Linked DNA regions of Mus musculus: region 1 is linked to region 2. The links are chromatin loops, found by intact Hi-C in ENCODE. Cell type or tissue: gastrocnemius. All regions are shown on one strand. Each heading gives the region's core, and the rest is flanking DNA. Links, peaks and the distances in the headings are about the cores only. Region 1 overlaps Itpk1 (inositol 1,3,4-triphosphate 5/6 kinase). Region 2 holds the start of Itpk1 (inositol 1,3,4-triphosphate 5/6 kinase).

Region 1 (15,962 bases), core at 7,357-12,356, 79 kb before region 2:
GTACTAATTAGGAGATGGACCCAGATGGTGGGGACGAAGGTGGTATAACCTTCATGGGGAGAAAATGTGGGGAGAAAATGAAAAACGTGCAGAGTTCATGTCTCTACCATGGGATTTATCCTACAGACCCCCCATATGCATACGGGGACAGTCACCTGCAGCTTGCTTCTAAAATGAGATCAGAACTGTCTAAAGGCCCATCCATGAAGAACTGGTCAGTTACAGGCATAAACACAACAGGGCAGCCTGCAGGATTGCCTCTGACTGAGTTCCTGGGAGCAGGCAGGGACTCCTGGTAGCCACAGGTTCCCTACCCTCTTCTCCAGTGCTTTGTTGGTTTGTAGATGGAACACCTAAGCAGAACCCTGGAACTTGCAGAGAAAAGCAGGTCTTGAGGACTCCTTCTATGTGCAGTGCCACTGGTAAACTCTGGGAAGGGCAGGCGTCACTTGAGAGGGGATACTGGGTTCCGCACCTGCACATGCAGCCTTCCAGACTTCTAGTTTCCAACAGGCCTCAGAGCAGGAGGTCTTATTGCCAGACACTCTAACCTCGCATGTTGCGGTGTAGACAATAGACCCAGGGCCACATGTTTTGGCCCAGGCAAGCTCAGAGGTGAGAATTGCTCTGCCAGCAAGTGTGCACCCTCTCATGTCACCAATAACTGCCACAGGTGAGTGGGGGTGGGGTGATGGCTGCTCACCTTGGATAGCTTGCAAAGAGGAAAATGGCACTAGATGGTGAAGTCACAGTCATCGGAAAAGGGACCTCACAAATATCACTTGTCTTCAAAGACTCTTCCTGTTTGTCTTAGTCAGGGTTTCTATTGCTTTGACAAAACACCATAACCAAAAAACAAGTTAGGGAGGAAAGGGTTACTACTTGGCTTATACTTCCAGATCATAATCCATCACTGGAGAAAGGCTTGCGGCCCACGGCTTACTCTGCCTGCTTACTTATAGATCCCAGGACTACCAGTGCAGGATGGCATCACACACAATGGGCTAAGCCCTCTCCCACTGATCACTAATGGAGAAAATGCCGTACAGCTGGATCTCATGGAAGCATTTCCTCAACTGAGGTTTCTTCCTCTACGACACACAAAAGGCAGCCAGTTCTCTATTATCACAGGCTATGTCTTATTTCCCCCTGGACCTTACTGTAACTGGAGCTGCGTTCTTTTTCTTCTAATACCTTGTGCCTTGTTTGCACCATTCCTGTACACACACGTGCACATACCCAGGCATATGTGTGAGCTCAGTCCATGAGGCATACACTGTATCTGCCTGGCCTGTCTAACTTATTGTGGTTTCTGCAATGTTTTTTGATTCCTGGTACACAGCAAGTACCCGACTAGTACTTGCTGATTGAATGACGAATGACTCCAGTGGTCCTTGTGATGTCTGGTTACTACAGATCATTGGAGAGGTTCACAAACAGGGTTGGGAAGCAGACCAGAGGCTGGAGTTCATTCAGAAGGTATGGAAGCCTCAGTCTGGGGATGCAGATACCATCCACAGAGACACGGCTTATTCCATAAAGTCAAAGGAAGCTGGGCTTCATAACTACAGCCCCACATGGGTGACACAGATACCAGTCAGCATATAGAATCCCTTCATAAACTAGGAACGCAGAGACAGGCAGGAGCCCACAGGACAAAGTTCTCTAGTGCTGGGAACCCATCCCCAGGCTCGGAAAGCAGACCCTTGGGGCTTCGTCATCCACACTCACAAACAGAACCAGCTTTCGTGACCCCAGGCTCTCAGGGCTGCTGAAACAATACCCTAAGAAGCAGCCCTGGAGCTGGCGAGGTGGTTCAGCAGGTAAGAGCAGGCTTGCACAGAACTTGATCGCAGTTTACAGCAGCCGTGTCTGGAGGCTCACAATTACTAGCAACTCCAACTCCAGGGAATCGAATGTCCATTTTTAGGCTGTGAGCACTGCCCTCACATGCACACACACACACACACACACACACACACACACACAAAGATAAAAATACTACCCTTTTTTTTTTAAAAAGCACAGTAGTGCCTAAGTAGGGTGACATCTCCCAACAACTCTATGGCAGTCTCTGGAGGCATATTTGGTCCTTACAGTAGGGAATGTTTGGGGGTACTGCTGTATTGAGCAGGTATAGACCAAACAGACCACTGAACATCCTGGACAGGTCCCAACTACAAAGAACTACGCAGTTCAAGATGTCAATAGACCAGCAGCTGAGAAACTGAGTAATGGGTACAAATGCTTTCTTTACAACTAGAAAATGTTTCTTGGGGTTGTTTGCTTATTTTGGGGGGTCTCACAGTCTTCCTCCCTCAGTCCCCTAAGTGTTGGGATTACAGGTGTCTGCCACCATGTCTGGCAGAAAACACACTATGAAGCATCTTATTTTGTTTATTCGTTTGACTTGAGACAATCTCATATCACTAAACTTCGAACTCCTGATTCTTCTGCCTCCACCTCACAGGCACTGAGAGTATAGGCGTGTACCAGCACGCTCTGCCAATAAACACATTTCTAAAACTCAGCATGCACCAAACCTTGAGGTAAAACACTACCTGTCACTTGTAAGGACTCTGATACTGGGCAGTGGAATGGCAGGGCTTGGGTTTTCTATCCACAGTGGGGATAGGAGGAGTGCCTTCTGCCAGACAAAGGCATTAAATTGAGTTCCTCCTTCAGCAGAAAGAGCAGTGCCCAGTCCCTACGACCTAAATAAACAATGGGAGGTATGACGGTCTCCATGGGGGGACTGGCCTTCTGGCTGAGATTTGCAGTCATCCTGAGGTTGACCACATGGCCGCCCTGTACTGAGTCTGCTGTTCTGGGACTGGGATATAAGCAGCGTTGAGTCCCTTGGCTTCTGTTAGCCTGTGTTTCATCAGCACATGGCACCAGCTGGGTCAGAAGCAATCCAAGGTACTGAACTCTTCCTAGGTGACCCTGAGTTACTGACCCTCCAGCCAGCTGAGGGAAAGGGAAGTAGCTAAAGGCACCATTAGCTACTGTCCAAAGGAGCCCCTCATGCACATATGACAAGAATATACGTGATAGCCACAGTCCTGCCTCTTTCTAAATGATCCTCGGGAGGTGGCAGCTTCCTTAGGCCTGAAAAATTCGTAACTCATTCTGTTATCTCAAGGATTGAGATAAGGAACAGCTAGTAAGAGATGGGCAGGATCCAGGCAGGGTGTCCACATGGTACGTGACTAGACAAAGACAGCCTCTGTCATCCATCTGCTGTGACAATAGAAAATCTTTTCTGGGTCCCATGTTCTAGCTCTGACCCCAGAGGCCCACATGCAAACCAACAGAAGCTCACTTTAGACTGTTACACAACTTCTTGTGGGTTTAGATGTTGGCTTCCTAACTGGGTTAGAAGGTCAAGAACAAGGAAACCTTTGTCCCCTTGCCTTCTCCTCCATCCTCCGGCACAGCATAGACCCTCCACTAGGGGCTGCTCAGTGCTGGAGGCTGCCACATTGAACTCCACACTTGTGCTATTGCATCCGTACTTGAGAGGGAAGGGTGGATGGGGCTATGGCTTGGGAGGTGCCAGCCACACTTAGGAACTAGTGAGGGGCGATCCCAAGGTGACTGTTAAGTATCATCTAAAACGTCCCTCGTATGGCAGGCACAGTGACTGGAACCAACATGGGCTAACTGGTGAGGAGCAGAGCCAGGAATAACAGCCAAGTCCCTCTGGCTACTGCCTCTCCCTGACCCTGCCTTTTAGGCAGAGTCACATTTCCATGGCCCCCTCACAGGCGTGCCTCGACTCAGGGACACTTTCATAATTGCTGCCTCATTGGCTCCAATTACAATTGAGAACTTATAAACTGGCTATGGCCACAGATAAAGCTGGGAGCAAAGTGCTGCTGTCACTGTAGTGACAGTTTTATTAGAAGCATAGCGAGTGCCCCACTGGTGCCACAGGGTCTGCATGTACTACCATATACCTGACAACACGGAGGAAAACGGTCAGTGTTTACACCTACACATACACAGACACACACACACAGACACAGACACACACACACAGACACCTACATACACATATCCACACACACACCTACACACACACACAGACACACCCCTACACATATCCACACACCTACATACACAGAGACACAGACACACACAGACACCTAAATACAGAGACACAGACACACACCTACACATACACCTACATACACAGAGACACACACACACAGACACACACACACAGAGACACAGACACACACACACACCTACACACACACAGACACACACACACAGACACACCCCTACACATATCCACACACCTACAGACACACACACACAGACACACACACATACCTACACACATAGAGAGACACACACAGAGACACAGACACACACACAGAGTTCTCATTCCATGCCAGGCACTGCTCCAAGCACATATGCATATATTAATTTAAAAAAATGCTCACAAAAACCTTGTAGGCTATTTTAATTTTTAAAGGGAAACAAGAGTCCTGGAGTGAGCTCAGTCCCTTCCCTGCAGGGCGAACCTACTGAGAACCGGCATGAGATTTCCCACCTTCTCATCCCCTTGCCTTAACCATGAGGAACTGTGCCAGCACCTGAAGGTCCTGAAGACCCAAGAGAGCCTCAGCCAGCTAGCAGGAAGAGCCTTGAACACCACGCTCTCCGCCAGCCACCAGAGGTTGCCAAGTCTATCGTACAGAAGCAAGCTGCACTCCCTGCCTGAGCCCAGACCCACAGGGTGGGTCTCCTGCCTCAGGGCTCCCACAGGGTGACTGAACAGCTCGCTGTTGGTACCCGATGGAGAACTAAGGAACCAATAAATGGGGTCGGGGCGGGAATTCCCTGCTGTATCCTTGGGATGATGTAACAAGTAGTGTTTTATCCTGTCCTGGCAGCTGAGAAGGGAAACACAAATACAGCACACTTGGGGCTGAGCATGGAGGCCTCTTTGGTCCAGATGTCCAAGCTCTAGTGATTACCTGCTTAAAGATCACCTTGCACTGGCAAAAAAAAATCCTGAGCGCCCCACCCCCCCAATCAATTAACCTGACCTTATGACCATTCGTCTTACTCCCTAATCTCTCTGCATGAGAAAGTCCAAGCTCCAGAGACTGGCTCCCAAACTCCCTGAGCTCTGGCCCTGCCACGCCGCTCTGCAGCCTGCTGGCTCCAGGGCACATTCCCTCGTACATGTCAGGCAGCAGCCCCTGCCCCCTAAATCTCCTGGCTTTCTTCTTCCCTGCTCCTAGTCACCCAGAGCTGTGTACTCCACCCATCCCTGGCCCACAGGGCCCACCCAGCCCCAAACCAGACACTCCCTCCCCACAGTTCTATTGACAAACACAGAGGCATATTCAAAATATGCCAGGTGTGGAGGGCAGCAGTAGGGACAAAGATCCTGGAAGCAGGTGGCCCCGGAGAGACAACAACAACTGACAATGAATTATGAACTTCCAAGTGGTGGAAAGTAAAGGCCAAGATGGGGAAGGCCTGGAACAGGAACTGCATCTACTATCGGGATAGAGCATCCTCACGAAGGTGACCTTGCCTACACAGACCGATTGCACAAAGGGTGGGCAAGAGTCAGGCTTGAGTGGCTTCTGTGGAGGGCTAGTGTGGGAAGGAAGAGGTAGAAGGAACAGCACAAGGCTGCCCTTAAAGAAGGTATCCAGAGCCAGGAGTAGTAGAGCATGCCTTTAAGCCCAGCACTGGGAGGCAAACATGGATGGATCTCTGTGAGTTAGAGGCTAGCCTCATCTACATAGTGAGTTCCAGGACAGCCAGGATTAGGTAAAGACACACTGTCTTGAAAAGGCAAAAAGGCAGACAGACAAACAGACAGACAGACAGACAGACAGACAACTGACAGACTGACCAAGAACCCTGAGAAGAGAGAGAGAGAGAAAGAGAGACAGAGGGGGGGGGAAGGAGAGAGAGAGAGAGAGGGAGAGGGAGAGAGAGAGAGAGAGAGAGCGCAAACACATGGTGGCATATATTTATAATCTCAGTGTTAGAGAGGAGGAGACAGACAGGTCCCAAGAGCTTGTTAGTCAGCCTGGCCTACTAAGTTCAAGGCCAAAGAGAGACCCTGTCTCAAACAAATCAAGCAAAACCCCCACACTCCTGATGTACCCACAAACTCATATGTGAATGCATGCACACACTCACAAATAATGAGAAAACCCATCACTTTGGATTCATGCCTCCTTCCTGTCTTTCTTCAGGGACCACCCATGGAAGAGCTGCCTACTTGCTGGGTTACAACAGGCATGCTCCATTTGGGGAGTCTCGGGAGCCCCAGGGCCACCAGTCTAACCCTTGCAGTCAGACTAGACAGGTGGCACTAAAGTGACAGAGAAGGTTGTTACTGCTCACTAGAGGAAGTCACTGAGAAGCCAAGAGGCTCCAGGGTTCCTGTATACCAGCCACACCCATCCCCAATGGCCCAGGAGGCAGGGCCCTCCCCGGGGGAACCTTTGCCCATGTCTGTGCACTGATAACTAAGTCTCAGGCAGTGGGCAAAGGCGCCAGACTGCTGGCTGCATGACCCTTGGAGCAGAAAACCCTGAATCATCCCAGCGAGCCCTCATTGTGAGGTTAATCCAAAGGGAAAACTGAACGGGCGTGGTCTCCATGACAACCGGCTCAAATGAACTGCAGTACGCACCAGGCCCACACCCTCCCACCTGCCTACCTGGACACAAGGAAGAAGCTGGTCTTGGTTCCGAAGCTCCCTTCCTTGAGGACCAGAGGCTCATAAGAACATCTCCAAAGGTCACCGTTTTCTACATATGATCCTAAAATCTGGGGACCCGAGTAAGATGGGGTCCTTTTGGAAGAGTCCTTTCTGAGGCAGAGCCCCTTCACTTTGATCTACTGCACAAAACACTTAAGGTGCAGGGAAGATCTCTCTGTATAACAGGTCCTGGGCTCTGCTTCTTGCTCCTGTAGTCACCATGCCTGATCATAGCATCTCTGTTCCTCCTGGGTCCCAAGCCAAGCCAATGCCTTCTTGTTACTGTCCAATACAGAAAACTGAACAAGAGTTTGAAAACGAAGGCCATAGCATGGTCAAGTTCAAGGGTCAGTTCCTGGATCTATGTGGCCTGGCTCTGAACTTGCATCTCCCAAGGAGAGATGATCAGGTCAGTGCTGATAGTCCCTACTGTCTTGCCCCGAGGGACCTAATCCCTAGCCTTCGTCCATGGGTCGTGTAACCCCAGCAATGTAAATCTGTTATCAGTAAGTTGACTCTTCTAGAGCTAGAGAGATGGTTTCACGGTTAAGAACACTGGCTGTTCATCCCAGCACATATAGAGACTCACAGCTATTTATAACTCCAGTTCCGTGGAATACAAAGCCTTCTTCTGGCTTACATGGACACTAAGCACACATGTGGTACACAGACATGCATGCAGACAAAGCAGCTATGGACATAATGATCATAATAACATAACTATATTATACACTACTGGGGTTACACGGCCCATGGATTTGGAGGCGGCTCTCATGCGCCTTCCCTCTCACCTGAGTCTGAAGAAGCGGCAGGGCACTGAAGGGGGACAGCAGGACCTAACGCCAGTTCCAGTGTCACTTGACTACTTTCTGACAGCCGGCTTGAGAGAGCTACCTATGGTGTTTGAATGAGAGACGTGCCCTGTGGTTTCAGGCATGGGAACACTTGGTTCCCAGTTGGTGTTACTGGAGGAAGGTTTAGGTGATGCAGCCTGGATGGAGGAAGTGTGCTGCTGTGGGCAGGCTCTGAGAAGGAAGTGCCTCACCTACTTCCAGTTCATTCTCTGCTTCACACTTGAGGTTGAGAATGTGAGCTCTCAACTTCCTACTCCTTCTGCCGGGCTGCCACTGTCTGCTAATGTCTCCCTAGCTCTACCGACTCTGCCTCTGGAACTGTCAGCTAGAATAAACTCTTCTACAAGTCATCTTGGTCATAGTGTTTTTATCACAGCAATAGAAAAGTAATGAGGAACAAGAGTGAGTGACTGGCTCCTGCTGGAGTCCTCACCCTTACCCCGGCCTGGCTTTCCCCCCAGAGGGAGCTTAGCAGGGTCCCTGCAAGGCATCAGCACCATCCTCTGTGGGACTGGCAGACATTCTACACAAATCCCCAGGCTCTGCTCTCTCCCCAGAGAACAACCACTCTCTGAAGAGCTGCAGACATAGGAGTTAGACACTTGGGGGTCCCCTAAAGGACAGGAGACATGATGGTGGCTGCTTCACTGAGTGTCCACTGTACCTACAGGATGGTGGTGAAGGCATTCGGTCACTTGGTCACTGAGAGACGGTGTAAGAGCCACACAGGGAAGGAGCAGAGAGGGCTCTCTGAGAAAGTCAATATTAAGCCCTGGCCCTGCCACACCCTGCACACCTCTGAGCCTTAGTTTCCTGGTTATAAAACAAAGCTGATGAGACCTGCCCTGCGGGATGTAGATACGGAACAGGCTCAAGCTGGCTGCTTTTCAGGCCAGGGAGTAGGGGCCAGTCAGGCCAAACCTTCTAGCCTTGTCTCACTCCTGAGCTGGCCTTGAAGAACTGCCCCAGAGCAGGGATCCAAGGAGTATGCATGGCACATACCAGTAGTGAGCACCCTCTAGGGCTGAGCATGGAAGCTCTTTCCATCACTGCCAGCAGCTCCTCCCTGCGAGCACTCATTTTACAAACAAGAAAACCCCACAAGGTGAGGAGGACCAAGGCCACAGCTTCAGCCTATGAGCAAACGAGAGGGGCTCCATGCAGAGGCCCACAGGGACAATCCCTACCTCATTTTGGACACCCTAGACAGCATACAGGAGGCACGGAGTAGGTAGGACAAGCGGTGGGGAAAGAAATTCGAAAGTGAGAGGTCTCCAGGAAGTGGGTGAGAGCCATGAGATGCTAGGGGGTGGGGTGGGGATTGAGGCCACCAACCCTGAACACGTGGCAAGAGGAACACTGTCAGCAGGATGGCTGCTGTGTGACAAGAGTCCCTTTGTCCTAACAGAGGAAAGGATCTCCAGCCTCCAATTACTGCAGATGAAAAGTGCTGGTCCAAGCGCCCTGTGCCTGGGGCGGCCCTGGAACAGCCACTGTTTTAGCTGAGTTTCCGCTGATAATACGACTTTGTTTCATGACTCCTGAGCTCCCTGCCAGAGGAAAGAATCGCATCTGTCCACAAGAGAGGACACACAGGGCGAGCCAGCAGCGATGACAGCAGCAATGGCTACCCCACATGAGAACCCCAAGGTGACAGGCAGGTCAACCAGGGGTCAGAACCTGGAGCTGCTGGGGAAATGGGTGGGAGCAGGGATCCTCCCTCGGGCCTGTGAGAAGTGTCATACACAATATCAAATCAAACAACTGAGAGGCTTTCCCGTCAATGCAGGACATGGTTCAAACGCTTTCAAGAAAGGGACCCTTGACCTGGTGCAACAGCAAGGTCCCATCCTGGGGTCAAGGTGGAGCCACCAGCCAGTGAGCACACCTGCCCTGGAGACACAGAAACTTTATCTGGGCTCATCAACACTTGGACCAGTACTGACATCAAACCTGCGTTACATGCAAGACCTGGCCCATCGCTGAGCACTTGCCCAGGAAATCGCAGCTCGCCCGTGGCAGAGCTGTCTCTACAGAAGCCACCGCTCTAAGCTTACAGCTCTCCTATCCTGGCCCTCCCTCCACCCTTACTCACTTGGAACCTGTGCACCAATTCCAGGGACTGGCTGTCATTCTGGTCTGCCTCGAGGATGACATCGGTCAGCTTGTGGATGATGACGTCCAGGGGGCCCTGCTCCTCAATCGGTCTGCTGAGGTTCAGCTGTAAGGTGAGAACAACACAGGAGAAGAACTTCAGTTCCTGAGTCCACATCTGGGACCCCTGAGCCTCGGCAGTACCCCAAGAGATGGGACAGACAGAGTAAGAGCCCAAGGGCCCCACTACTCGTTATTCTTAGTAGCTGAGGAGAGCCCAGACTCCTTGTTAGCATGCAGGTCCCCAAAGGCACACAAGCAGGGACGATGTACACTGGCTGTATGGAGATAGCATTTACTGGACACACCTCATCTGCCCAACCACTGAGACCAGAGCTCAGAGAGATTAAGAAAAATGACCAGTCACCCAGTCAGAGCTCCATCTAAGCAGATATTCTTCCCCTGATACTCTGAAGCCATGGCAAAGTGGTGTTCCTGGCAAGTCTAGGAGTCGCTTCCCTGACAACCTGGGCACTTGGATTCCACCCTGAAACCAGGGCGTGTCACTGACCCTGGAGGGCTGCCGGAGTACAGGGCTGCATGCCGGGGGTCAGTTGAGTACTTCACACACTGCTCCACAGGGGAATGTGTTTGTTTGGTAAAGAACACAGGGCTGAGAGGATCAAGCCTCGAGGGAGCCAGAGTGGCCGGCTGGTATTCAGCATCACCTGACCCCAAGCCAAAAGCACCTGCCAACAGCCAGGGCACCCTGACACCACGCTTCCTGATGCGCCAGATGTCTGCCGCCAGCACATGGTCATCACCACCTGCCAGGCTAGACTCTTGGAGGCAAGTGGCGCCAGCCCAGTACCTGGCTGACCCCCCACAGAGCCTCAACTAGGTTGGAGAAAGCAACCCCTGACTTACTCCTCACTGTCACGGGCAGCTAGCCTAAGAGGATTCAGGGCTGCCTAGGTCTGTGTCACTTGTGACAAAAGATAGCTACAAACTGTCATTCTGAAGAGACAGTAAGCGAATGACATACATACCTGTCTCCTTTTATTCCCAATCACTATGGGAAAGGAAATCACAAATTAAGCAAGTGAGGGCAGATGCTTTAAAAAAACCTGCCTAGGACGTGGGTGGGAGTTTGGCTTGGATACAAAGTGAGACCTAAGGCAATTGATTTAAACTTCCAACCCACCCTCCATCCTCTGCCCCATGTCCACTCTGTCCCCTGGGTGTCACAATCCCAAAAGTCACAACCATATAGCTGCTGCCCTCCGGCAGAATGGCAGATAGGGGCCATAGCGAAGGTGATATCGAAGGTAGGTCATGACGCTTGATCCCTGTACCTGGTCCTCATGACTCTTTCAGTCCTGGTATTTCTGCACAGCCCATCTCCCAGGACGGCCAGCCATCTATCTCTATGGCTCCATTTACATTCTTGGTTCCCCTGTCCCAGCAGGCCTATGAGTGGTGACAATTCCCCACACTTGTTCATACTGCATACTCTGTCTTGTCAGCCCCTCAGGCCCTGCTCACACCTATTGCACATACATCCTTACTTTAACTCTTCTGATAAGCCTTTGGGAATACGACAGCTCCTTCCTGCTGTCCTTAACCCCACTTTTTATGGTCTGCCAGGAGAGATGTTAAAATGTCACCCCTATTTAAAAGAAAAAAAAAGGACCTCCCAATAAGAAAACATCAAGGGCTATGCTTCCTTCCCATGGTGATGGGCTTGTGTACCAAACAAACCAAATACAGGCAGGACACCAGACTGAGGAGCGGAAGGGATGCGACCCAAGGATCTTTTGTTGTTGTTTAAAATTGTGTCTGGCCGGTCTCGACGTTAAGGAGATTCACCCTGACTCTGCTTCTGGGGTGTCTTCTGAGACCTCACAGCAAGGCTGGGAGATGGGAATGATACTCCTGCCTCCTACGACCAGAACACCAAGAACCGAGGAAGAAAAAAAAGGGCCAGCCATGCTATGTAGCAGGCAGTAGCCTGAGGCCCAGAGGAATGCCACTGTCTGCCCTGCCAAGCCACCAGCTTGTCATAACCCTGGCTTCAGTTTTCCTTGAGGAAACTCAAAGGGCCTCTCTGGCTCTGTGTGGTGATGCCACACTAGATTTTCTTCCAACCCAGACAGGATTTGAAGGCAAGTGAAGAAGGTTACTGTGAGAGGCTGCACCCAAGGACCTACAGCCATGCCTGCTGGTTCTGCCGTGGCAGGTACCACAGACAAAAGGACAGTATTTTCAGACTACGGCAGCTATGAAAAGATGACTGGGTCCCAAGACTGACAGTGGGCACATTCCTTAAGTTCAGACAGAACTACCATGCTGGTCTCCATCTCCAGTCCTCGCTGGGCCAGGTACTGGGGAGGGGCATAGTGTCAGGGCCTAGTTTGAGTACCAGGTAGGGCATGCTTGTGTTCATTATTGTCGTTTTAGGATCCAGAGGTACATCTTGGGCTACTGGAGTTTGCAAGGACAAAAAATCAGGCAGAAAAAGGCCAGGGGTCCCCTGAGGATTGGTGGAGGAGGTGGACATTAGCCTGAGGCCCGTAGACCTGACAACCAGGGGCTGTTTGGAAAATAAGCTCCCTGCGTTCCTGGCTGCTCTACAGAAGGTAAACAGTTGAGTCTGGAAGCCAGCCACCTTCCTCTGTGTACTTTCCAGGCACCCTTATGCCAATAAAGCCCTTTCACAAGAAAAGCAACTCGGGACACACATCAGGCCTGGTGTGGCTCTATTCCACAGTATGGCCACCTCTTGCCACAACATCGAGTCTTCGCTTCTTTCTCCCCCCACCTACTTTTAAAAAAAGATTTATTTATTTTTACATATATGAGTACATTGTAGTTGTACAGATGGTTGTGAGCCATCATGTGGTTGCTGGGAATTGAACTTAGGACCTTAGGAAGAACAGTCAGTGCTCTTAACTGTTGAGCCATCTCACCAGCTCCCCTTCCCACTTTTTTTGAGACAGGCTTTTTCTACACAGCCCTGGCTGTCGTGGACCACTTTATGTAGAACAGGATGGCCTTGAACTCACAAAAGATCTGCCTGTCTGTGCCTCTAGACTCACTATACCCGGCTATTTTTTCTTCTCTGTAGATCAAGCTGCCCTTGAACTTGCAGCCACCCTCCTGATTCTCCCTTCTGGGTGTTGGGGTCACAGGTGTGAGCCACTATTGCACTTTTGAGTTGTATAAACGAGCCTTTCTGCTTTTCTTCAAGTGACCAGAGTAGCCACCATCATTCTCCAGGGACGATGACTCGAAAGCACCCCAGAGAAGCCCTAGTCTCTCCTCACTACCTTGGACTTCATCTGAGGCTTCAAGATGGGCGTGAAGGGCTCCTGGAACCAGAACACCACAGAAGGAACACTGCAATGGTGGGGCCCTTAGGAGACAGTGCATCACAGATGCGGGGATTGTATGGAAGGGATGGCACAGTCAAAGCTCTGTCTCCTAGATAGGGTGAGGACAGGACTCAGGGTAAAGACTCCATGTGAGCTCACCCTTCCTTTTCTCTGACCACTCAGCTCCCAGAACATCCCCAGAGACTGCTTGCTCTCCCCCTTGGGAGGGGCGTGGACTGTCCTTCTCAGGGAGTGTTAAGAGCATGTCACTGAAAGGCCTGACCATTGAGGTCAGGAATCCATACTTGCTCTACTTCCAGGTCTGGCTGTCCGGCAAGGCCAGCACTGGACACGGTTCTCCATGCAGCACACAGAGAGAACAAAGAGCCACTGTTCCCCTCGCAGACAAAGGCACTGAGGCTCCTGAGCGGGGCAGGCAAGGCTGAGAGGATATGGAACAAAGTTGGCAAATCCCAGTGGCCCACGAGTCACCCCGATTTCCAAAACAACAGTAATTAGCATAATCATGCCCTACCTGGTAACCAAGCTATGCCCAGACACTATGTCCTCACCCCAATGCCAGCACCTGGAACCAGGCAGAGATGTAAGCAAGGCCAGGAAACCCATTTAACTCCATTATTTCTGGGTAGCCAAGGTCATCTAACTGTACTGTGCCTCAGTTTCCCCATTCATAAGATGAGGCTACTGTTAACTCTTCCACATACCCCTCAGGGCAAGTTTCCTAACTCTTTTTTTTTAAGGTTTTATTTAAGTATATGAGTATACTGTCATGTCTTCCAGTACACCAGAAGAGGGCATCAGATCCCATTACAGATAGATGGTTGTGAGCCACCATGTGGTTGCTGGGAATTGAACTCAGGACCTCTGGAAGAGCAGCCAGTGCTCTTAACTGCTGAGCCATCTCTCCAGCTCCCAAGTTTCCTAACTCTTGACATTTCTCAACTCACCTTGTAACAAACCGGAAGAATGCATAGGTCCCTCATCTCACCTGTACCCACAAGACTACCCCCACCCCCAGACTTCCTGTTGCTTCTTCAGGGCAACTCTCCCCTATCACCATGCTGCAGATTGCTGTCAGTTGGGCCCCTTAGGGTTCTTCACTGCAACGTATGTCCCCAGCACAGAGTCACGGAGATTCAAGGTTGCTAAGATAAACCTATGGCTTCCGAGATGGTAGGGTGTACCTGACTTCAGAGTTCAAAAGCTACAACTGAGGCTGCAGCGGGAATTAGCCAAGTGGGAGGACTGGCTTTTGTGGCTACCACCTTCTTAAGGCTTCAACTGCCGAAAGAAACCTCACCGTTCTGCAACACACCCAGCCGCAGCATACCTGCTCAGACCCTGCTCATTATATGCAAGGATTCAAGCCCCTCAGAGGAACAGGGTGGTCAAAGAATACAGTGTATGCCAGTTCAAGGGACACAAGCACGGTGTCACACTCCCGTTGATGGTACTTTGTGGAGGAGCATGGTGCATCCAATAAACGCCAGCTGTTAGACCTCCCTCTCCTTGCTGTTCATATTGTGACCAACGTGAAGCCCCCACTCCTCTGGTAGTAGCATATCACAAGAACGCAGCATGGGCCAGGCTTGAATTCTGCAGAGCCTGGGTACTAGCACTGGCTCACACTGACATCCTCAAAGAATGTGCAGCCACACCTCGGTTCTCTGCGGTTGGTAATGACAACTGCCACCCACACGGTGCTTACCAGAAGCTACACCCTGTACTCCTAATGAGCACTGACAACACGGGGTGCAGATGAAGACACAGAACCACACAGGGGTTCAGTGACGTGAACACAGAGTTTCACAGTATGGGAACCCAGGTTTCTCTCCTGCTGACACTAGACTTCTGTTCACACCAAAGGGTGCCCACGGTTTCTTCCCCTTCCTCCCTGCATGTGGCCCCGGAGTGGTGTTTTCAGCTGTGACTTCAAATGGGACCCACTACATCAAAAGTTTTGCCTTAGCCAAGGCTGAGTAGGACAAATGGCCCAGATCAAAGACCTGATGTATATCTCTAGGCTCCATTAGAGTCCTGGGATCTGGCTAAAGAACCAGTCTACTACACAGAACTAAGTCTCTCAGTCGGGGCCTCTCAAGGACCCCAAAAGGCAGCGGCGACAGGGTATCTGTGTGGTCTGCTTCCCAAAGCAGAATGATGGAGGACACAGAAGCTTCCTGAATAAGCACCTTACACCCAAAGGAATGTCACAAGTCCCATAGTCAGGAGTTTGAGTCTGGCCACTCAAACCTGTAAACTACACCAAGGGAGATACCCAGATGGCCTCTGCCCCAGATCAAAGAGGGAGGCTGGTGCCTTTATTCCCTGACCCGGTTCCCCAGTTCTCCAGTGACTAGGGCAATGGTAAGCAGCAGCAATCCAATTAAGGCAGAAAAGTAGACAACATGTTTACTCCACAGACAGTGGCAATGCCCTGTGGCACCAACATTTGGGGGACTTCAAGCCTTCTGCAGGTACATGGCCAGACCAAGCTTGTTAGAGTGTACTAACGGCTTTACATGTCTCTCTCTCATACACACACTTTATGGCATGCACACACACACATTATAACCATACATGCTCGCACAAACGTGTCATCTTGTAGGAGAGACTGTGGCCCAGACAATAATAGGTGGATCCTCATCTTGGCCACAAATGCTCAGTTATGCAAACTTCTTAACCACTATTTAAACCTGACCTTCAGGTCAGGATCCTGGGGATGGACTTTGGATGGAGGCAGGTGTGGTCACCAGGTCTCTTTCCTTTTCTTCTCCATGTGGGCACAAAAATTAAATCTTTCTCTACTTTTCACTATTACTTGTCTGTCTAATCGGTAGTGGGTGGCCAAACATAGATTGTTAGGAAAGT
Region 2 (15,962 bases), core at 4,000-8,999:
AGAGGACACTATCTTCCCTTCACGGAGCACCTGCTGCACTTGCCACCACCACCCAACCCCCAGGCAGGCGCAGAGGCAGGGGCGGGAAGAATTGCATGCACAGTCATCAGAGCCAGCTGGCCAAGTCTTGAGCTCCGAGCTCAATGCCATCTCCACCGCCCACCACCCTCTGGGACCGCAAATGCACAGTGAGGATGCTCAGCTTACAACCCCTTGGTTTTCTCCTGGGTACCGAGGAGGAGGATGGATAGTACGTTTAAGACAAGGTGACCCGGCGGGGTGGGAGAAATGTGGTTTTTCAAGAGTCAACCGGCCCCCAAAGGGGGAATCCTGACTCTCTCTGAATCTAAATTCTCTCATCTGGCAAACACAGATGCACCACCCACCTGGGAGAGTGGGTTTCCCATCTGCAATCATGCCAGGTCTGTAGAGGATCCTAGCAGCTTCTGAGATCCACTGCGGGCTACACATACAAGGGAGGAGAGAGGAGGTAAGACCTTAAGAGGCTTGGCAGCCACATGAACAGGCCATCCCAGCCATCCCAGCCATCCCAGCCATCCCAGCCATCCCAGCGTGGGCCTAGGAGCACAGGGAACACCACACAGTCAGCTGGTGAGAAGCCCGGAAGCTACAGAGGAAAACATCTTGGGGCTGTGTCTTCACCTCTCCCTCAAGCCTGGAGCCTCCTCCGATATCTGGTACTGCGTGTAGCCAGGCCAGGGCCCAGAAATGTCCTCTTCCAGCCTCACCAGAACACTCCAAGGCAAACCAGCAGCCAGAGGCAAGAAATCTTAAAAGGTGTAGAAAACACATTTTCCAGAAAGTGGCAACCTGCCTGGTGGCCCTGCCCTCCCTCTCTCCCGCGGGCTGGGCTCCAACAAGGCATCGGACAACCTCTGGCTCACGGTAAACCTAGTGTGAGCTCCTAGGCGTCAGGGTCTCCCAGCCAAAGACTGTGTGGGCCGACCACCTGCCTGGGAATGTTTGCTTCCAAAGTGCCTATCTGAAAGGGCCCCACCCAAGAAGCAGGGGCCTGCCCAGCCTTGGCTTAGCCTACTTAACCCAGGGCTGCCTGCATGTGAGAGTTTTGTTATGACGCCCAGTAACACAGCAAATGACACTTTGTATCTTTCAGAAGAATCCCCAGGACATTCGGCGAGATTCCCCAAGCCTGCTTTCCTGGAAAAGCTTCACCTTCTGGGATGGCTGGGTGAAGATGAAGATAGATGCGTGTCTGGCCAAGAGCCCAGGTCTTTCGCTGGGACGCAAGCTGACACGCACAGGTCAGTAGCGAACTAATGACTACCCAAAAAAGCACAAGCATCAATTGGGTTTTCTACCAACCCCAGGCTCCGGGCAGGGACAGCTGGCCCGGAGCACACTCATGTCACCTGCCCTGGGTCCACAGTTCCTGACTTCCTGAACACAGAGGCAGAACTGAGCCAGGCAAGGGGGGAGCATGCCTCCTCCTGTCCTTGGCCCCCAGAGCATGGCGGATGAACCAGAGTTCCTTTGGCTGGTAGGAAGGCCACATGGCCATCCACATGGCCTCCATCACACTTCCAAGGAACAGGCTCTGGATGTGGACACCCACCTGCAATTATACCCAAAGCTGCCTGCCCCTTCCTAGACGGCTACCTTCAGTGAAGTGGAACTCGGGGCTGTGACGGAGGCTCTGCACTCCCACGCAGGGGACTCTGCCCACTCTGTGGGTCCTTCAGCATTTCCAGGGAGTGCTCAACCCCTCTCAGTAAATAAATACCACCTCCCCCGAGAGACCTCTGTCCAGAGCTCTGAGCAGCCTCAGCTACACCAGCACAACCCTCTCCAGGTTTCGAGCAACCAGGCTCCTTGCACCTTGCAGTGTGCGTGATGTGCAGGCCTACTGGTTCACCTTCCCTTTCACAGGCACTAGCAGAGAAAGAACAGAACCCAGCACTGGGGACTGGGCAGATGCTGAGGCATTGAACGAGGCAAAGCTAAGACTTATCCCTTCCTCCTTCCTCCTTCCACCTCAGGTGCTTCTCCCCTGACCCAGAGGACTTCAGGGTCACGAGGAACTTTGGCTGAGCCAGAGATGAACAGAGGCTTCTGAAAGCACCAGGCAGCTCCTTGACCCTACCACATATGCTTTCGAGTACCTATGTCTGTTGTGTGTTGTAGGTATCTACACTCCAAATCTCTCCCGTCAAGGAGCCCATTTTTTAAAGAGAGAGGACGCAAAGCAGAATAACAAAGAAAAGACAAGCCTAGCAGTGTGTGTGTGTGTGTGTTGGGGGGGGGGTGTCTCAGAACATCACTGAGAAGCTCTTGGGGGAAGGCCTTTGGCCTGTGTATCCTGATTCACCCTCCAGGGACCACTGGTGACTTAGCAGAGTCCATTAGGTGTGCCCTGGGACACTCTGAGCAGTTTACAGGGTGGGGCACCCAGCATGCACAGGCTTGGAGGGGGAGGTGCTGAGGCAGGAGTCTTGTAGGGGTTCCCTCCTGGGAGTGATTCTCAAATCCTCACATATCTGGAGACAGATCCACCCTAGTGAACCTTAAAAACAGGTGGTGGGAGGGCACAGTGGGGTGGGGGAGGGGACATCACAGGCTTCGGCTTGGCACCATAAGGGGCCCAGACACCAGCCTGTGAGGCCCTGCTGGGGAGATGCAGGCCACAAAGGCTGCTTTCTGAGAAGGCTCAGAGCAGGCAAGACAAAGCCCCAGACAGATTCAAATAGCCCAATGGGAATGGCCAGACCTGCTCCAATACAATCATGCCCTCACTCACAGCTCCCAGAAAGGGCCTGTTCCCTGGGAGACTTTAGTTCCAGCTGTTAGGAGGGGGCTCAGACCTTAGATCAGGATCTACTGTGTGACCTCATACCAGCCTCTTCACCCAGGAGGTCTTGGTTTCACTCTCCCATACCTTCCCCAAAGCTGGCTCTCCAGGAGCCCTGGAGGGGGAAGGCTGCGGTAAACCCAGTTCAAGCAGAAAGGAAGACCCTTGAAACATAGGCCTTCTGGTGAAGGGCCTGCTTTCTAAATCCAATATTACTTTTGAAAAGGGTGTGCCTAAGCGTTCTCTCAGAAGCTAGTTTACCAAAGTGAACAAAAACAAAGGTTCTCCTTATATCCTACCAGTCAGAGACCACATCTCAAAGTCTCCACTGAGTGCCCGAAACCTGCTAATTCACTGAGAGGAACAACTAGGGGAGCCTGGGATGCTTGATGATTAGGAATGGAGCCAGCAGGGTCATGGGCCCAGCCGTGTCTGGTACCTGCAGAACCCCCTCAGTCTCACTATGCTGAAAAGAAATGCAAACCAGGGCATTCCTTCTCACCCCCCACCCCCCATCTGGCCAGTGCCTAGCACTGTGTGCTGAACATGTGGGTTGTAGCTCCTGCCACCCTGTCACCCTCTGAAACTGCAACAGTAAAACTGTTTCAGAACTGCCAGGAAAAAGAATGTCTGTGACCTCTGACCTGTCAATATACATCCAGGCAAGGGATGGGGCACCCACTGTCAAACTGTCTAGAAGGTAACCTCAGAAGAAGAAAAAGTCTCCATCCTTTCAAGAGCTGAACCACACTGCATATACACAGACAGACAGACAGACACACACACACACACATACAATGATGCAGAAGCCCCAAAGGAAGCAGCAATGTGGAATTTCCCCAAGATATACAACCCCATGCATAAAGTGCCACTGTAAGAGCAGGGACAGGCTGCAGGCTCCCCCTTGGTCACATCAACGCCCATGGAGACAGCCTGCTGAGTTCCCTGAGCAGCTGAGCTCAGGGCCAAGAAGGGACAAGCTGGCTTTTCATTATGTGCTTTGGGCCCTCTGAATTTTGCATCATGTGCCTGTATTTTAAGAGGGGTGTGGGGAGGGGGGTCTTGGTGGTGCACACCTTAGATCTCAGCACTTAGAAGCAGAGACAGACAGGTCTCTGTAAGTTAGAGGCCAGCCTGAACTACAAAGCAAATTCTAAGTCAGACAGGGCTACATAACCCAGGATGGCTCTGAACACTGTGTAGCCAACCTTGAACCTCTGGCCATCCTGCCTCCACCTCGAGACCGCTGCAGTTGTGGGAGTGTGCACCACCACACCCAGGTTTTATGTGGTGCAGATCAGCCCCAGGTGCTGGCTCATGCACGCTAGGTAAGCATTCTACCGGCTGAGCTTCATCTCAAGCCCGAAATATGTGAAAAGGGGGGAAATCAGGAATGTTAGCTAACAATAGTAATGAGATTATTAATGAAGACAGCATTTTCACAAAGCACAGAATGAATGAATTCTTCAGAATGACCTAACCAAAAAAACAAAAACAAAACACGAGACTACCTCCTTGCATTCATAATTCCTTCAGATTCTCCAGCTAGGGGGCTCCAGCAGCCCATCAAAGACAAGGGTTGTAAGAGCCAGATGTAGGTGGTAAAGTACAACAGCCACCAGGCAGGGTGGGCTGACCTGAGGTTCAGTTCCACTAGCCCCACCTCTTAGCAAGAGAGTCAGTTAGCAATGATCACAGACCGTACCCGCAAAAACTTAGTCCAAGGTCACTAAATCTACAAAGCCAAATGGGCATCACATGGATGGTCAGTTGTGAACCCAGCCTTGGAAACCTAGGCAGTTTTTAACCAAAGACATCTATCTACCCCCACAGCAGGTCTAGTCTGTACCCAAGAGCTGGAGAAAGAGATTTATTTGCAAGGCTGGGTTACATTTTTCATGGGCTGCTGTAAATTGAACCTGACTCAGGATGCCTCTCTCTATCACAGCTCTGAGGTCATAGCAAAGCCAGCTACTAAAATACACAGAAAAATGCCGGGCTACAGACCAGCACCATTCAATCCTGGTAACGAGCCTCTTCTCTCCCCCTGCAGAATCGCCTAGAATTGCAGCCCAGAATACGAAGCTATTTCAGCAGAAAGCAGCCTCCAGATGGCTTTGTTTTAAAGGATAAAATAGGGTCGGGGGTGTAGCTTAGCGGCACTTGCCTATCACGCACAGGTTTGATTCTCTAGCGTAAACACAAACGAAGAAGACTGCCGGGTGCGCTTGGGAATACCTAGAAACCCAACACGAGGGAAGAGGCCAGGGCAGAAGGAACAAAAGTTCAAGGCTAGCCTAGGCTACATAGTGAGACTCTGTCTCAAATCATGGGGGTGGGGTGAGGTGGGAATATACAGTCCTGGGGAAGAGACAGGCCCAGAAGCATTCTCCAAAACCAGGTTATTGCAGGCACCAAATTCCAAGCGCCACGAACCAGCACTACACTGTACTTCAATCTACTGCCTAATACCAGCCCCAGACTCCAGACAGCGCTCGGTGCGCCTGAGTATCAACAAAGTCCTGGGTCCCTTCTGAAACCTGTATAAACAGGGGTCCTGGCAGGTTAGGACACAGAGATAACTTGGTCCGAGATGTCTCTGTGAGCCCATTTCCCCAAAAGCTGAGGTAGACCAGATGGCCTCCAGGTTTCTCAAGCACAAGAGCCCCCTAGATATGCGGCTGCAGGAGCCTCCACAATGATTCATCTTAGCCTATCAAGGACACTGGACAAACACGGAGGCAGCTTTCTCCAGTAAAGACTCGGGCCCAGCTCACATAAGCCTTCCAACTGATGCCAGAGTCCCTCACAGGTAGGTCCCAAGCCTTGGTTTCCCCATTTCTATTAGAGAGCTTGTATGAGACGAGACACATTAAAATCTACAGTGGAAAGCTGGGTGTGGTGGCTTACATTTTTAATCCTATCACTCACTGGGGGCTGAGGCAGGAAGGTCTTCGGGTGTTTGAGGCCAGAATGGGCTAGAGAGTGAAAATGTCTCAAAGTAAACAAAAATTACAGAAGACAGGCAAGGCTCCCCATCACCTTGCACCAAAGGGTCTTCCACCTACAACGCAGCTTCCTAGAAACAGAGGGGAAGGAGAGGAGATGGAGGAGAGGTTTAACCACCAAAGAAGGAAACGCAGGCCAGCCAGCTACCCTCAGCTGAGCACTCCCCAAGGCCCAACCTCCCGTTTCTCCACTTCCCCTGGGAACCTTGACTGCCCATCTTAAAAAAGCCACATCAGGAGGGATGAGGGAGCTTCCAGGTCACTTCTAGCTAGGGGCAGAGGCAGGTTCGAAGGGTAAAGGAACTTAGCCAGAACATATTCCTGTACTTGGGAGGAGACACCAAGGAGGGGTGGGAATAAACAAGGCCTCTGGAAACAGGTTAGTTCAAAGCCCATCGGCTGGCTAGCCAGAGGCCCCATGCTATCAGGGCACATATTTAAAAGGTTGGCTTTTGTACCTGCCTATGATAGGTAGGGCACCTGCCAGGAATTGGCTCCAACTGCCTATGGAAGGGCCCTGCGCACTCTCCTCAGAAAAAAAACAGAACCTGGTACACTGCAGAGGGCATAGCTTGACCTCAAAAAGGAAAGCATCCCTAGAGACAATTAGCAACAGCTGGACATTAGCAAGGGTAAGAGTGACTGAAAGGGGAGGTCAAGGTCTCAGGGATGGACTGGGAGCTCTTAATGGAAAGGAGACATATGGACCATGCTCTCTCTGGCACCCGCGACCCCACCCCCACCCCCGGTCTGTAAATCCAGTGAGATGAATCCCTGCGAAAGGATTTTTACAAGGCCCGACCATCAGCTAAACCACTCATCCCAGGGCAGTTGAGCAGTCCTCATGGATGCACATTTGGAGCACAGTTCAAGTCATTTCCCAACATCCCTGGCCCTTTTTGTCAGGAAATTCACAGACAATTCACCATCCATCAATACACGAGCACTGCACCCCCAGCTTCTGAATGTCAAGAACAGGACGACGCCCATTCACAGGGTCTCCGGGGCCACTTAGACCACTCCAGCATTCACAATAAACAAAACACAGTGGAGGGGGGTGGGGGGAGGGGTCACTATCTCAACAGTTGTTTAGTTAACAATGTGGCCACCAGGGGGCTCTGTCCTGAAAGTGAAGAAGCAACAGAAAAACTCTTTCTGGTGTTTTCTTTTCCTTCTTAAGCTTCAGCTACAAAGCATCGAAAGCTATACTAATAAAAACGCACAGTAGGATTCCTGAGCTGCTGGAACGGCCCAGAGACTTTCTGCCATCCCTCCGAAGCCAACACTTGGGCAAAGGAAGGCAAGTAGACCTTGAATTCAGCCACCCTTCCTGAGAAATGAATGCTCAATAAGATTTCCGCACCCCGGGTTCCCTGAGACCCCCACCCCCACCCCGCGCCTCTTTAAAGGAGGGAGGGCCCACAGGAAGGGCAAGCCAACCGGCAGGTCTGGGAGTCGGTCCTCAACCCTTAAGTCTCTGCTAGGAGTCTTCTGCTACAGCCTGCTAATTACAGAATAAAGCACACCAGGCCAAGGACAAGCCTCGGGTATAGATAAAGGGTGACACAAACCCAGATTGCTATCAATAACAAGGATGCAAGGGATGAACTGGGGTTTCCCAAGAATTATTTGACAGCAGGGGGAGCTGTGGTCCCCTCAAGTCAGAACTGGACTTCCAGAACACGACAGAGGGGCTTCTCCAAATTTTTCTGCTGTCTAGGGCAACCTTTTCAGTGTGTTTATTTATGGTACAAACGTCCAACTGTCCTTTAAAAAAAAAAAAGTTCCATAAGCCCTGGGCTTTTCCAAAGCTCTGGCTCGAGTTCCTCTTGATTTTCTTGTGAATTCTGGGCTGCACTGAACGCCCTGCCGACCGTGAAAAGCCTGCTTTCTCCTAAGAGGCCTGTCTGGGAGACTCAGCCAAACCCACAAGGGAACTATAAGGGGCGCAGAACCAGGGCCCCCTTATAAATAGGCATTATCCCATCCAGTTGTGGTCAAGGAGGGCCTGTAAGGCTTGCCTGGGGCAGAGAAGCAGCAGGCTCTTGGACAGCCATGAGGGGCAAGGCAGTGCTGCCAGGGCGGCCTCTATGTGCCAGCTCAGACTGCTAACTAACCCCTGTGCACCAAGGGATAATGGAAGCCCAACTGTTCAATTCTCCAAAATTCGGGGCACCCACCAGGGATGGAACTACAAGTGAAGTCCATTTTCAAAAGTCAAATCTACTAAGTGAAAAGACTACCTAACAAAAGGTTTCCACCCGGAGTTTGCAAAAGGCTTCGGGGATGGGGTGTGGGGGCTGGATTCTCTTAGGCTTTCATTGAGAAGCTGTAACCAATAGCTCTGCGGAGAGGCAAGGCACACCTGACTCTAGGAACCCAGCACTTCTGTAATGTATTAAGAGCAAGCTCCATCAAAGCCCTCGGTCTCTGCCACTGAAGCACCAGCGCAGGGAGAACGAGGTGCTCAGCCGGAATGGCAGAAGACAATTCTACCCTACGTGGGTCCACCCATCACTTTCTATGCTCTGCCACTCCTTGGCCCTGGGACTACAAGGCAGGTACCCCACCTCTCTGCTGGTAGGTGTCCCTCTTCTAAGACACGTGGCCCAGAATCACCATCCTGGCTAATTTGCGAGGCTGCTGCGAGGCTCTAATGAGACAGCAAATCACCACAGACAAGCCAAGTATCGCTACTCATTTCAACTGGGCTTAAGCCGGCTGATATGCAATGACAGCTTCAGGAGCCGTGCACACGCGAGGCACGTAGTAGGCTCCACACAAACGCCGGTATCCTGCTCTACTAAGGGGAAGAAGAGGGAGGAAGAAAAACACACCAGTCCAAAAGTACCCTCTAACCCCTGACTGCTGGCGTGGACTCCCCGATTTCCCGGGTCCCACCACCCTGGACGGCCAGGGATCTCCCGGCACGACCCCAGTGCACCTGAGAGCCGCGGTCCGAACCCAACGCCCACAGCGGCCACGCTCCCCTCGGACACAGCCCGCGGCCCCCCGCGGCCACCTTGCTGCTCCGAACCAGCCCTCAGCGCGCGCCGCTCCTTCCCGGGTCGCCGTCGTCTGCCCCGCGCCCGCCGAGGGTAACCAGGCTCGGGCCGCGGGGGTCCCCAAGCCGCGTCCCTCCTCACCTGCACAGCTCCGCGAAGGCCTGGAAATTGAGCTTCTTGACTTTCTTCTCGCTCAGCCAGTAGCCAACTCTCTTCCCTTTCAGGAAGGTCTGCATCTTCTTCCTCCTCGGCCCGGGAGCCTGGGTCCGGAGGAAATTGCCCACAGGCCGAGCGTGTGGGGCCGGCGCGCGCCGCGAGCGTGCGGGCACCTCCTCCGGCGGCGGCGGCGGGGACGCGGAGCGGGCTTCAGCGCGCGGTCCTACCGGGCGGGGCGGCGGGCGGGGCGGGCCGGGGCGGGGCGGCGGCTGGGGGGCGGAGGCTCAGCGCGCCGCGCCACTGGCTGGGCCCCGCGGGTGGGCGCGCCCCGCCGCCGCCCCGCCCCCTCCGCCCCGCGGGGCTCGCCCGCGCAGGGACGTGCGCCCCGCAGCACCGTGCGCCGCTCGAGGACTCTAGGGATCCCGGGCCGCCGCCCGAGACCGCACCCGAGCCTCGAGCCCGAGCTGGAGCACGCCCTCCCGCGGCGAGGGTTCGCCCGCGCGTGCCTCTCGGACGCGCGGGGACCCCCTCGGGGAGCGCGCCGCCGTGTCCCCCGCCCTTCCTGCCCCAGCGCCCGCGCACACGCCACGCACACGCGGGGCCTGGGGCAGAGCTCCCGGAGGAGGAAGCGCCGGTTACCGCCAGGGGGCGCCAATGAGTCTTAAAGGCGCCGCCGCTAGTGGCGGGGTGCTGGATGGTGGCCAGGGCAGAGTGGGGTGAGGGAGTCGTGGTGTGGGCGCCTTGTGTCTATCTTGGAGGGCGGCCAAACCACTGGGCTTCGTTGCTCCTTGGCAGCACAGCGGGGATTGCCCCCAGAGGCAATTCGTTGCAATTGTCCTGTACTATCTCCACAACTGCCCCAGGTTCACACTCTGGGGTCCCTTTCAGCGGAGGGAGAGAAGCAGCCAGAGTGCACATAGCATCTTCAGGAGAGCCTTTTCTTTGCTAGGTGAAGGGACGTAGCTCGGCGTCTGACTTAGTGCTTTGGATCCTCTGAGCCACCTGCTCTACCCCGGCCTATGGGACAGTACTTAGCATTCCAGCCATCTCCAGCCTATGCTTTAGGCATTGGGAGGAGAAATTGGAGGCTCTCCCCAGACACAGACAGGGAAAAAAAAATGGGTTCCCGTGTGTAAAGAAAGACATTTTATCTGGCTTTGGAAATAAAGACAATTTTTGAAGATCTGAGATGAGAAAAGGCTTGAAGAAATGAAAGCTGTTAGTAAAGTGACAGAAACGGGCCTTGACCAGACTTGAGGAGTTACACCAAGTCCCTTTTTCCGGCTTAGATCCTGACCTTGGGCAGTGTCCTTGGTCCCCCTTGGTTCAGTTTTAGCAAGAAACCTCCTGAGTCAGAAAAGTTCGCCATCCCTGGTATCAGATCACTGCGGCCTGTCTGCAGTAAGAATGCTGTCAAGTGGGGCTGCTGAGATGGCTCAGCTGGTAAGGGTACTTGTGGCCAAACCTGACAACGAGAGTTCTATTCTCCACAGCGTAGATGGAGAGAACTAAGTCCATGTTTTCCTTTGACTGACACTCATGCTGTGGCATATACACACACAAATAAATAAATGTAAATAATAATAATAATCCTGTCAAGTAAATTGAGCCAGAATCCCAGGAGCCCTGGTGGTTTTGCTCAGAAATTCTCCACCCACAGATGTTCCACTCTGCTCCTTGGCAGTGACTTCCCATCTTTCCTTGTTGCCAGAGTGGAGCTCAGTTGCTCCCCTACTGTGGAGCCTGGGTGCTTCTTTAAATAAGATCTAGTGAGTTTAATTTTTCTTTAATTGGAGAAAAGGATGGAAGAGGATTAGAGAACCCACATGGCTCTGGAAAGCAGGGACTTTGTATCCTGGACCATGGAAGCCAGAAGACAAAGTGTAACTGCACCCATTCAGCTCTGTGCCTGAGGAAGATCGCTTCTGTGGAACATCATGGCCAACCTAGAACTGAGAGAAGAAATGGGGACCGGAAGTCCAAGAAGGTGAAAAGAAAGGGGTTAGGGAGCAGACGATGGCCAGTGCCTCACTGCTGAAGTCAACAGTAGAAATTCCCACACCCTGGCACAGGCTGTGGGTTTCTCTGGAGTTGTGTGTCTGGGTGGTTCAGGATCCCTGCTGGAGTTCCTTCCTTCCTTCCACACAAGCAGGGAACCCAGGGTGTGGCGGGGTAGTGCCGGCCTTGTAGTCCCAAGATGAGTAAGGCAGAGACATACAAACCATTGAGTCCTGGAGCATGTGATGAGAGCCATGTGAGTCCTGCCTCTGAGTGACTTGAGACTATGACATTGAAAGACAAGTAGGAGTTTGGGGTTAGGGGCACCTGTCTAGATGAAAGCTGAGAGAGTTCAGAGGGTGAAAGGGCAGGAAGGGTAGACTATGAGCCAAGGAGAAGAGCGGGATAACCAAAGGGATGTGGGGGGAAGACTAGGGGGCTGGCTGGTGACTGAGACAAGTTATTCTGTTGCTTTCATCTGTAAATTGGGCAGGAAATGCTCCACCTGGAGTTTCCCAGAGGACGGAACACGCTAGTCAGGACCTCGCCTTCAGGGCAAGTGAGTTCAAGGTCCGAGAAGTTCCGGGGCTCACCGAAAATCCTTCAAGACCCAGCCTCAGGGCTTGTTGTATTCTGATCACTTTGGAACGGAAGTGATCAAGGACCCACTGACTGCTGGGTAACTTAGCAAGTCCCTACCTAGCCTTTAGTGCCTTGGATCCTCTGTTCTAACTGAAGAGAAGGTTGTGTTTGTGCAAAAGCACTTCAGGATACAGAAGACTGATGGTTGTGCTGTCTAAAAATGTGCTTAAAAAAAAAAAAGACCCCTAGTCTATCTCTTCTCAGCCTCCTCCACCCTCCATGTGGGAAAGAGGATGTTGGGCTAGAAGCACAGAGATAAAGATTTGAACAGGTACCTGAGGTAGACACCATAAGGAGGTGATATTTGAACAAAAGTTCAGCAAGGGGAGTGGGCATGTCACACAGATACCTGACTGAGGTGAGGCTGAGGAACAGCAAGAACTTGGGTCTGATGTCAGCAAGGGGCAGTGAAGAGGTAGGCTGGAACAGAAAGAGCTGAGGAGAATATGGCGGGGGTTGGGGGGTGCCAAATCACAGAGGGCACCTCTTAATGTAAAGGAAGTCTCATGATTGACAACGGGACCTTGCCTGGTTTTACTCAGATCACCTGGCTACTGTCTTGAGACCCTGTCAGGGAAGCAAGAATAGGGGAGAGAGAAAAACAGGAGGTTCCTGCGGCAACCCAGGCCAGTGATGACTATGGTGAAGCTGGGAAGGTAGTGAGGCACGACCAGGCTCAGGGAAGAGCTGGAAGTGAAAGCCAGTGGTGTCGGCTATGAGCAGTACGTGCAACTGCAAACGAAAGAGAAGGCATACGTGTTCTGGATCCCGGCCTGAATGACTGCAGAATGGAGTCACCAAGTATGTAAGACAGGGAAACAAAAGGAGGCACCGGTTTGGGGCCTCAAGTCAGGAGTTCTACCAGCTATTCAGTGGAGAGAGCCGGCACGAAAGCCATCCGATGAAAGAGGCTGTAGTTCGGCCCGTGACTCAGGCTGGAGATAACATCGAGACGGGTGGCGTGAGTGTTGAGATGTTACTTGGAGCCACAAGACTGGATGAGATCACCTAGGGTGTAAGAGCAAGCAGAGGAAAGGTCAAGGATGGAGCCGAGGCACGGTTCAGAGGCCAAGAGGAACGGAGGAACCAGCAAAGCAATGAAGAAATAAAAGGAGAGCTGAGAGAGAACTGGGTGCAGCCCAGGCAGCCACTGCTGGCAGAAGGGGGCCACCAGCTGGAGAGCAAAGGGACTGAGGGTGACCCTGGAGCTTAGGGCAGGAGGGCTAGTGTGACACTTGGAAGGGCAGGTATCAAAGTATCTCTCAGATATGGGATTTCAAAAAGGAAAAACCTGGGGCTGGAGAGATGGCTCGGTGATTAAGAGTGCTGGCTGCTCTTCCAGAGGACCGAATTTAATTCCCAGGACCCACATGGCAGCTCACAGCTGTCTGTAACTCTAACTCCAGGGTTTCTGACACGCTCACACAGGCATACAGGGAGGCAAAACACCAATGCATGTAAAATAAACATTAAAAAAAAAAAGAAGAAGAAGAAGAAAGAAAAACTTGCCAGGCATGGTGGTGCACACATTTAATCCCAGCCTGGTCTACAAAGCAAATTCTATGATAGCCATGGCTACACTGAGAAACCCTGTCTCTAAAAACCAAAAAGAAAAAAGAAAAGAAAAGAAAACCATCGAGTATAATAGAAAGTCTGAGAGGCTTTCTATAGAAAAATGGAAGAGGGGCTGGTGAGATGGCTCAGTGGGTAAGAGCACCCGACTGCTCTTCTGAAGGTCCAAAGTTCAAATCCCAGCAACCACATGGTGGCTCACAACCACCCGTAATGAGATCTGATGCCCTCTTCTGGTTCGTCTGAAGACAGCTACAGTGTAATTACATATGATAAATAAATAAATAAACCTTTAAAAAAAAAAGAAAAAGAAAAATGGAAGAAAGAGATGTAAGAGATGGCTCCATTGTAAAGTGCTTGCCCCACAAGCATGAAACTCTGAGTTCTACCCCCAAAACCCACAGGAAAAAAAAAAAAAAGGAGCCGGGCAGTGGTGGCGCACGCCTTTAATCCCAGTACTTGGGAGGCAAAGGCAGGCAGATTTCTGAGTTTGAGGCCAGCCTGGTCTACAGAGTGAGTTCCAGGACAGCCAGGGCTACACAGAGAAACCCTGTCTCAAAAAACCAAAACCAAACAAACAAGGTGTAGTAGTGAAACTTATGTGTAATCCCAGCACCAGGGAGGCAGAGGCAAGCGGCACCTGAGGCTCACTGGCCGCCAGCCCACCTAGCCTAACTTGGGAGCTCTGGCTTAATAAGAGAACCTGTCTCAAAGAATTTCGATGGGGTTTTGAAAAGTCTGGTGGTGGCCTCCACACTCACAAGCATGCCTGCACACGAGGGCACACACACAGTTGCACACACATACACACACACACACCCTGAGTTTTTCTCAGGGAAATGTGAACCCTGATATTTTTATGTGACCAGAGATAGTGTCATTTCTGAAACAACACATGAGAATACAGACTGGGGTGAGAGGACTCTGGTTTTTCACTTAATATTTATTGAACTATTAAAATATTTTGGAGGGCAGGGACGATGACTTAGTGGGTAAAGTTCTTGGCTTGTAGCCAAGATCAGATCCCAAACATCCATAAAAGAGTGGGGTGTGGGAAGGGGCATCTGTAACCCCAGCTTTCAGGGGGGAAGACAGGGGAATGCCTGGAGTTTGATTGACAGCAAGACTAGCCAATTGGTGAGCTCTAGGTTCAGTGATGATGCTCGGCCTCAAAGAAACAGAATGAGAAAGAGGCCATCTAGCACTGACTCAGGCCTACACACACACACACACGCACACGCACACGCACACATGAACATGCACATACACTGCATACACACAAATATATGAGTAAATAAAAGGTCATTTTTCATCATATGGTACTATATGTCAGAAACAGTTATAGCAAGGGGGAAACACAGGGTTATCACAGAACAGGAAAGTCTGTCGAGGACTGTCTACAGTGTGAGTTCAGGGCATAGCTACTCTGCAGAACGACTGTTGACAGAAAGAGAAGTATCTGAAGCACCCACGTGGGTGCTTCTATATCTTTTTCCTTTAAAATTTATTTTATTTTGCTTTGTGTGTAGGTGTGAGGGTTCTGCTCACATGTACATCTGTCTACCACATGTGTGCCTGCTGTCCACAGAGGCCAGATGAGGGCATCAGATCCTCTAGAAATGAAGTTACAGACTGCAATGTACGTGATAGGCATCACCCCCAGGTCCCCTGGAAGAATAGTCATTGCTCTTAGCAACTGAGCTGTCTTCTCCAGCCACTCCCACCTTTTTCCCCCAAAGATTTTACTTTTAGTTATGTGCCTGTTGTGTGGAGGGATAGGTGTTGTAGTTATGAAAACCAGAAAAGGGCACTGGACTCCCTAAACTGGAACTGTGGCTCGTTATGGGAGACAGGAACTGACCCTGAGTCCTCTGTAGGAACAGCACGTGCTCCTAACAGCTGAGCCATCTCTCCAGTCCCCATGCCTGTAAACATTATAAATAATTCCTTACCATCATGTAGACCTTAATTGATATCACTGTGGTTTGAGCTGGTCCCAGTGTGAGGTTGACTCTTTAAGGGGCAGAGCCTGGTGGAAAGTGACTAGGTCACTGGGGTGCTGACCTCTGAAGAGATTAAGTCGTTTTCACTTGACCCTGGTTGGTTTCCATAGGAACTGGCTGTACAGAAGGCACAACCCTGGCCCTGAACATCTCCTGCTTCCTCTCTTCCCATGCTGCCTCCCCCTCCTACCCGGGCTCCCACCATGGTGCCATCTGCCACATTGTGATGAAGCCAGAAGTCATTTGCCAAAGCCAGGTAGAGGCCAGTGCCACGCCGTGCCATGCTTCTGGACCTCTGAAGGTATGAATCAAATAAATATCTTTCCTGATAAAGTGCCCAGCCTCAGATATTTTGTAATAGTGACAGAAAATGGATGGATATATCAAACATCCCTCCTTGCCTTGAAAAGTTCTCATTACAACTGGTTCGTGCAATCCAGGACCCAAAGCTGTCCCTCTGCGGCTCCTGTCGATTTCCTCTGATTGAAACCAGTTCTCCTTGGGAAAGAGATCGAATTGACTGTAGTGGGGAAGGTGTGTCCTGATTGGCCTGACTGGTGTTTGCTGGCTCCTCTGTCCCCAGTGCTTGCTGCAAGTTGGAAGTTGGATAAAGTCTTAGTTAGGAACAAGTTAAATGCTTCTGGCTGGAAGGCAACGCAGACAGTATGATGTCTGCCAGGGGATGCATGAGGTCTGGTCATGCTTAGATATTTCCGTGCATGGTTCTGGAAGGCCAATCCAGAGTCTTTAC

What was found. A loop is a pair of places that touch in the nucleus more often than their neighbours do. Peaks named below come from ENCODE experiments on the same cell type or tissue, not always from the same donor. Only the 100,000 strongest peaks of a DNase experiment are listed, where the experiment ranks them.
Region 1: a loop joins it to region 2, with 1.9 times the contacts of the local background. A loop is called at or near these places in 4 of 42 quality-filtered maps.

The regions. Positions count from the first base shown.
Region 1 is chr12:102,613,603-102,629,564 of GRCm38, forward strand. Itpk1 (inositol 1,3,4-triphosphate 5/6 kinase) reads right to left here. Exons shown (of 10, transcript NM_172584.3): 3 at 9,698-9,823. Among named protein-coding and RNA genes, the nearest start is that of Mir1936, 63 kb to the right of the region's middle. In gastrocnemius, for the core only: no CTCF peak of the experiment used is centred there; DNase peaks (open chromatin) are centred at 10,417 and 12,290; H3K27ac peaks cover 1,631 bases.
Region 2 is chr12:102,695,741-102,711,702 of GRCm38, forward strand. It overlaps Itpk1 (inositol 1,3,4-triphosphate 5/6 kinase), which reads right to left and starts at 9,129. Exons shown (of 10, transcript NM_172584.3): 1 at 8,982-9,129. The coding sequence starts at 9,076. It overlaps Gm40559 (a long non-coding RNA gene), which reads left to right and starts at 101. Exons shown (of 4, transcript XR_003950246.1): 1 at 101-250; 2 at 374-490; 3 at 1,136-1,283; 4 at 2,019-2,213. Gm30296 (a long non-coding RNA gene) reads left to right here and starts at 15,035. Exons shown (of 4, transcript XR_001780676.2): 1 at 15,035-15,512. RefSeq lists an enhancer at 1,887-3,032. In gastrocnemius, for the core only: CTCF peaks have their summits at 6,958 (motif pointing right) and 7,481 (motif pointing right); DNase peaks (open chromatin) are centred at 6,941, 7,475, 7,898, 8,483 and 1 more place; H3K4me3 peaks cover 2,304 bases; H3K27ac peaks cover 2,240 bases.